Regions from separate parts of the Mus musculus genome. Here region 2 is linked to region 1. The links are chromatin contacts, found by Hi-C or POLR2A ChIA-PET in ENCODE. All regions are on one chromosome and are shown on one strand. The core of a region is the stretch at or near the end of the contact, and the rest is flanking DNA. Distances in the headings are between cores, read along the strand shown.

Region 1 (3,610 bases), core at 603-3,102:
CTCAATCAAGTTCGCTCTAAAACCACTCTCTGCTTGGAGCAGACCTCAGCCACACAGTTGAAGAGAGACCATGAGTCCAGCCCGTGCCCACGCTGGCCCTTGCTCTTTGCCGGCTAAAGCCAAGGTCTATCTCAACATCACTCATCACCTTTGAGGACTCCCATGTACAGTGGCAGCAGAGATGCTGCGTCCCATTACAAAGTGACAGCCACCCAAGGCACACGCTGCTCAGCTTCAGAACACTTCCATCCATTTGTCAACCCCAGGACAGAAAACAAAAGTAACCAAATCACAAAGGGAGGGAGCTGAGCTTAGAACGGTAATCCAGATCCTATGCAGACTTAAAATAACCTTGTGACTGCACTGTCCCCGAGAGTGGCATGGGTGAGGCCTGGGATTCATACTTAAGCAGTGTGCCAACTGTAGAGCTGCATGGCAAGGCACTGTCTGAGGTCAGCACAAGTCTAGTGTCTGCCGCCTGCCCGAGCCTGGGCCCCCGGCCAGCAACCCACCTCCAGAGACTAGTGCCAGGACATACTATAGTGTTTCCATTTAAGGCCTGCCACTTGGATGAGCCCATCTCTGAAGTTTCTTAACACCACCTTTCCAGGAAGAATTTTTTGGGGAAAAGGGAGGTGGTGTCTATTTTTTGCCACCGCCTTCCCTTGGGCTGTCAGAGCAGTCTGCCTCTCAAGAACTGGATCCTTTAAAATCACTGCGTTATGTTTCTATTTGAGGGATTTTTTTCAGAAATTATATATCTATGCAAACAAAAAACATATATATGTGTATGTATATATATATATATGCAATCGCATTAAACATGTATGGGACCAGAGACGTTTCCCATCATCTCACACCAATCGCACAAACCGCAAAGAAGAAAAGCCAATAAAGAGAGCAAATCCAATGCATTACCGTCCGTCTCTCTCCAAACACCAAATTAATGGCAACTTTTTAACCAACACACTTTTCTTCTGCAACAAAAATGGGTGTTTTCTTGCCCAAGTACCTTCCTCCATAGCTCCTCTGCCGTGCAAGGTACGTTCAGATCTCCAGGGGAAGAGGGAGGTAGGGAAGGGTGGGAGACGTAACTGGCACAAACTGGACAGAGCCAAGCCAGTCTCTGAACCAGACAGAAGTCCATGCACGTAGTGAACCCACAGGCCCACAATTCTCCCCAGCGCGCCCAAGGTTCTAGCCTCACTGTTTTGGTTAGTGTCGAAGGAAGGGTTTTAAACTTGGCAAAGTACTATGCAACATCTGTAACCACATCTGCCTTCTGGGGATCGGAAGATGAATCCCACATTCCTGGCTTTGAAGCTTTTTGAAACTGCAGCTAGGAAGGACAGAGGGAGGGAGGGAGTTGAACAGAGTTTATTGGCTGTCTCTCCAGCAGAAAATTCCTCTTGGAAGAGATGGATATTTTGTGGGTGGGGGTGACTGGCCAATCTCTTTAGTCTGCCAAGCTCAGCTTAGAAGGTGAGCCCGGGGCCGTGAGGCCAGATCGATTTATAAGTCCGAGGCGCACACCCTGCAGGAGTTCATCCAACGCACACCCGAACCCCCTACTCCAAGCCTCTGTCCACCCCGGATCCCACCGGCAGCCAAGGCCCTAAGCAAGTCGGTTTCGTTCCGCCGCGGCTTCCCCCCACGTCGAGAGGGCACGCAGCTTGCCGGAGAAAGAATGAAAGCGAGGGGGAGGCACCGAGACGCCCACCCTCCACCTCCGATCCCGGTCTCGCCTCCAGCTAAGCTCCCTCCTCCCTCGGTCCCCAGCTCCGGCGGCGTGGCCGGCGACCTGCTCTCACCTCTGGTCCAGCGGCGGTCGGGTGCTGAACCCGGGGAGGCGGAGAGCTCGAGGCGACCGGGAGCTGCAAGGCGGCGCGGGAGGGCGCGGGGCGGGGCGGGGCGCTGCAGCCGGCGTGGAGCCCGGAACTCCGCGGGCCGCGGGCGGGTGGCCCGGGCGGCGGCGGCGGAGTGCAGCGCGGCGCGGCACGGCGCGGCGCGGGGCGGGAGGCTGGCGGCCACGGGGCCGGGGCGCAGGCTGGCGGCAGGCACCGGGCTGGAGCCGGGGAGACGGCTGTCGCGGGGCGGGAGGCGGAGGGCGGGGAGGAGGGCGGAGGAAACTTGCGGCGGCGCGGGGCTCGGCTGGGGGCGGCGGGGAGCCGGCGGCGGCAAAGTTCCCCCAGCGCTTGGGGGCGGCGGCGGCGGCGGCGGCGACCGGGAGCTGGAGCGGGAGGAGCGGGAGGAGGAGGAGGAGGAAGTGGCTGCGGAGCGCTCGGCCAATGAGTGTCTGGAGCTGTGATTAACCAGGCAGCAACACATCATTTCCTCCCGGCGCGGATCCAGGGAGCCGGGAGGGAGAGGGCCGGCGGCGGGGCGGGGCGCTCCTCGCGCCCCCTGCAGGCGCCCGGCCCCAGGGATTCCGCCCGCCTAGCCATGCTCGCCCGCCGCCCCCGACCCCCGACCCTTCGGGCCGCCCGGGCTGTGGGCTGCTGCGAGCCGGGCTGGCGGGACGCGGGGGAGGCGCGCGGCACGGGGAGCGGCCAGGTAGGCGCGGGCGGGGCCGTCTGGACAGCTCCCGGGGCGCGGGGCGGGCGGACAGCAGGCAGCCGAGCCGGGAACTGCGGGGGCTCCTGCACTCATCTCCAGCCCTGCGTGTCAGGCACAGGGGTGGATACTCAATGCTCCGCCTCAGCCAGGCCATCGTTGCCTTGTCTTCTGATCCCCTTCCACTATGCTCATTTCCTCGCAGGGTCTAGGGTTATGCAAGCGTTTGCCATTTTCGCAGTCGGCTTCCTTGGTAATAAAAATAAGCAAGTCTGGGGGGTGGGGGGGGGGGGGGCTTCTGCAAAAATCCCGCCCTGTCCTAGGCGCCACGGGAGCTTACAGTAGGAAGGAAGGAACATTCTCCGCCGCAGAGAGGCTGACAACTTTGGTCCTTAGAAACACAAAAACACCCCAGTGTGCTAATATTATCTGGAGCATCAAAAAAGGCATGCAAGGATCAAATTTTGCATGGTGCCCGCTTAGTGTTTGGAAGCAGCAAGCCATTTTCTCTGCCCTCTAGAAGCTTATAATGCACAGTCCTATCACAAAGCAAGAGTAAAATCATGACACCAATAAATGGGGAAAACATAAAGTATTTTTTATCCCTACAGGTCCTTTCATGTAGAGGGCATTTATTGGGTCGCTGGCTGCAACACTGCAGAAGGTTGCAAAGGAAGTGGAAGATCGGGCCTTTGCAAAAGCTGCAAACAAGCTAGCTTTACAGGCGTGTGTGTACAAGGAACAGCTAGAAAAGAGCCTTCAGGTGTTGTGTAAGCAAAAAGGCAGAGAAGGTTTTTGGTTCTTTTGTGTTTGGATCGTTCATTAGAGGGTCCTTGTAGTTATGTTTGGTGGCGATCAGGCGAGGAAAGTTCAGGTCAGATCAAGGCAAGATCACCAATCTGTAATCCCTGCTGGCTGAAACAATACAACAGAGCCCTCGGTAACACTTGCTTCAACTGTCAGCCCTTGAGGCTCACTGGTTTGACCTTGGGCACACTTTGAACCTAAGAGAGGGAAATGGGAGCCAGAGTGGCTGTGCAGCTATATTGCAGCTACC
Region 2 (3,610 bases), core at 632-3,131, 34 kb before region 1:
CAGCCCCTTTGGTTTGCCATCTAAATAAAAACTACAGGAGGAAAAAGTTCCACACTTTTCCAAGGATGCCTAACATAAAGGTCCTGTCTAAAAGAGCAGTTTGTTCACAGATCTTACTTTGCCATCTGTAGTCAAAAGATAAACAAAGCCATGCTTGGCAGTGCTAGCCCTCATGGTGGAGCCTGCGAGTGGCCTTTGGAAGAGAGGTTTACAGCCAGAAACCTTGGGATAGCTCATAGTCAGAAAGCAGTTCCCATGGAAGAAAGACGGGCTGCCTCTCAAAGTAGTCCTTAATTGTCTCTCCCTCTGTATCTAATCGCAGTCTCCTCCTGCCTGATATTTCCTGGGCATAAACAAATGAGCCTCATTACTAAGTGAGCATATCACCAGGTATTTTCCTCCAGATCAACCTGCCCTAGCGATAGCCAAAGGGTTCACCTGGTAAAGAGGACTTACCACCAAGCATGAGAATCAGAGTTCAATCCCTGGACACCACATGGTGGAAGGAGAGAACCAACTCTTACAAATTGTCTGCTGCCCTCCACAGGTGTGTCGTGATGTGTACATGTGCACACACACACACATGCACACATGTGCACACACGTCATAAGAATATTTACCAGAACAGAATTATCTCCCCCAGGGTGCTTAGGTATGTGCCCTGTTCTTCTCAACTGCTATCCTCTTGCAACAGAAAGGCTTAAACTCTTGGGTCCTAGGTCCCCATCCTCAGGCAGTATGCAGGGGGACATCCACCCTTCACTGGTGTCCACTGCAACTGTGTGTCAAAAATATCCAACTGTGGGCACAATGTTTTCCTTCCAGATTCCGCCATGACCATGAAGAGGAGACTCTGTGACTGGGGGGTTTGTTCGTGTTTCTTTTACCTACAAAATGAAGCTAAGGACACCAACATCCCAGTATTTTCAAAACAGAAAAGGGGCAAATTAACCTAGACTGGAAACCTACAGGCAACAGGTAGGTATTTAGTCACCTCTTTTGAAGAGATAGGGCTGCCTGTCCCCTCAACACAGAGCCCAGTGTGGAAGGTGCCTAAGGGAGGCTTCATGTGAGCCAAGACTAAGGATTGCAGAATGAGTGCCAATGAGACCAATGTTTGACATCATTCTATTATCTTCTAGAATGACACAAAAGGGTGGTTGGTTTTGGGGTTTTTTTGTTTTTAATTACTGCGTGCATGCGTGCGCTTGCGCACGCATGTATGTGTGTGTCTGTGTGTCTGTGTGTGTATGCACGCACACATCACATGTACCCAGGCCTGTGTGATACCACAACACACCTACAGAGGCCAGAGGACAACCTTTGTGGTCTGGTTCTCTGGTAAATGCCCAGAATCCATCTCAAGTAATCCGGCTTGGGGGTCAGCACCTTTAGCTATAAACCATCAGTGAGATATTTTTTGTACTGTGTGCTTTGAACAGGGAGATTCAACAATACCAGGAAGGGGACACAATGTAATGTGTTGTTGTGACTCTTCTATCAAGCTTTAAAGAGTGTGTGATTTTTTTAATAGCATTTATATCCATGTCTGTGGTTACAAAACTGAACTAACCCAGACAAACAGTTTTAAATCTGCCAACCAGCTTCATTCTATGAGTAACCATTAAGTTTTAAACAGATGTGGTTCAATTTCTGGAACAGTGAACATTAAGAGGGGCTCGTCGTGGAAATTGTGCAAAAAGAGGAGGAGGGAGAATGGAGGGGAAAGGACTGGGGAGGATAAAGAGTAAAGGAAGGAGGAGGAGGAGGAGGAGCAGGAGGAGGAGGGGGAGGGGAAAGGAACAATAGAACCGCCCCCTAGCCAATCAGTGATAGCGGCTGCTGGCTGGACATACTTCCTCCCTCTTTGCAGCTGTCGTCTCCCGCAGTTGGCACCAAGCGCTGCCAATCTGGGCCTGGCTTCCAGTGAGGCCAGCCTTGTTTTATTGGCTACTTAGGCAGTGCACACACCATTAATGGAGTTTTTATCTCCCCTTTTTCCTGTCAGTACAGAACCAGCCAGTCTGACTCTGTTATTATCATTAAGAAAGCTTTTTCTCCCTCCCCCAGACGCACACGCTCTTTAATCCAAACAACATCTGGGAAACTCTTGCTCTATCATGTAGGAAGGAAACAGATATAGAGGGAAAGGTGAAACAGCACAGCTCGAGACTCCACTGAACAACCAATAAATCCCCAACAGGCAAACTTCTCTTGAGCCACCCTGGACCTCTGTCTGAAACGCTGCTGGTGGTCTCAAAAATTCACTGGGACAAGCCAGTATCACGTTGAACTGTAACAAGGCTATTGCCATTTTGACATGTACCAGCATTTCTTTAAAAAACAAGCAAAAGGAAAATTAAAAAACAGAAGAAAGAAATGGTGAGAAAATGATATATTGGAAATATCTTTGCTAAGAAGTCCAATTTAAAAAAAAATGTTTAGAAGATTCTTTTTTAAAGTGTTTTTTTTTTTCCTCAGAAAGGGTAAATACAAGGACCGTCTATAAGACATCACAGTGAGTCCATCAGTAATGTAGGAACTCACAGGAAAACCTGGTGTCATTAAACCCAGATAATACATCCTTTTGCCATGGACCGCTGTCTCCTTCTCAGCTAAAGTGCCCTTCTCCTTAGATCACGCTTTGTACGGGAGAGCCCACAAAGCCAGCCACACTCCAGTTCACACTGGTGGAGGAGCTTGCCGCCACGCAGCCCTTGGTCCCTTCCCTTAGTCTTGCTGTCAGAAAAACATGCGTGCCCTGCCCTGTATGTACTGCCAGCTCAAACAGGGCTTCCGGGGACCCAAGAGTAGGTCCCTCCAACACTGACCTTAAGTAAACAGGACATAAAAATGTAAGAAGTCCAAGACACAGGTGCCAAGCCGTCCCTCCCGCCCACTCTACAGTGTCTCTACTGCTCTATGACCAGCCACGTAAGGTTAGAAGTGTTTGCTTGCCCAGAAATGCTCATTTACGCCCAAACTGAACATCAGAGTCTCGGCAAAAGTTAACCATTCGCTCTTCCTTTTTCTATTATTGTTTCCATTCAGGAGAAAAGAGGAAGGGAAAGTCACCGAGGGTCTGAGCTACAGGCTGGTGCTCCCTGGAAGCTGGGCCTAATGATAGTCTCCATAAGGTAACGTGATCCTCTCACAGTGGGAGACTTGAGTAAGGGCTGGCCTCTCTCTGCTCTCCACTTTCTATTGTCCCACCCTGCAGGGCCAGCTGTTTCTGACAGCCAAATTGCTGCATGCTAAGCAATGAATGCTGTCAGGGAAGGAATTTTCATCTCTATAATGCATAGGCCTCCGTAGACAAATTATACAGCTTATGGTGCTGGCTGCAGGAGGCTGCTCCAGGCTTGAAGTGCTGCCAAAACACAGCCTGTCCTCCACGATCCCCAGCCCCAAGGTGACAAGGCAGTCACCAGAAATGAATCTGAATGGCCACATAGAATTGGGACATATGTTTTTCAGAGACAAACACAACCTGTGGGGAACAGCCCTCTCACACCAATCTACGATGTACTGGTAAAGTGTGAGCGCTCCCCAAGCTATCTCACAGCACAGAGCCACCGAGCACAGCATCCTTTGATACTTTGACATCTTG

Evidence for each region. A loop is a pair of places that touch in the nucleus more often than their neighbours do. ChIA-PET counts read pairs that join two places held with the same protein, here RNA polymerase II (POLR2A).
Region 2: a loop to region 1 is called in a map of gastrocnemius, with 7 times the contacts of the local background. The contact joins the enhancer-like site here to the promoter of Acvr1 in region 1. A Hi-C loop is called at or near these places in 8 of 37 maps with a recorded cell type or tissue (gastrocnemius, heart and left cerebral cortex). POLR2A ChIA-PET finds 5 or more read pairs at or near these places in 3 of 5 experiments (Patski and embryonic stem cell).

The regions. Positions count from the first base shown.
Region 1 is chr2:58,564,976-58,568,585 of GRCm38, forward strand. Acvr1 (activin A receptor, type 1) reads right to left here and starts at 1,853. Exons shown (of 12, transcript NM_007394.3): 1 at 1,812-1,853. It also overlaps a transcript of Upp2 not described here.
Region 2 is chr2:58,530,556-58,534,165 of GRCm38, forward strand. All of the region lies in intron 2 of Acvr1 (activin A receptor, type 1), which reads right to left. Among named protein-coding and RNA genes, the nearest start is that of Acvr1, 34 kb to the right of the region's middle. Within about 2 kb of position 1,882, at least 2 of the 3 ENCODE cell types and tissues checked have a DNase peak (open chromatin) inside an H3K27ac peak, as active enhancers do; they include gastrocnemius and heart, where a contact is called at or near this core.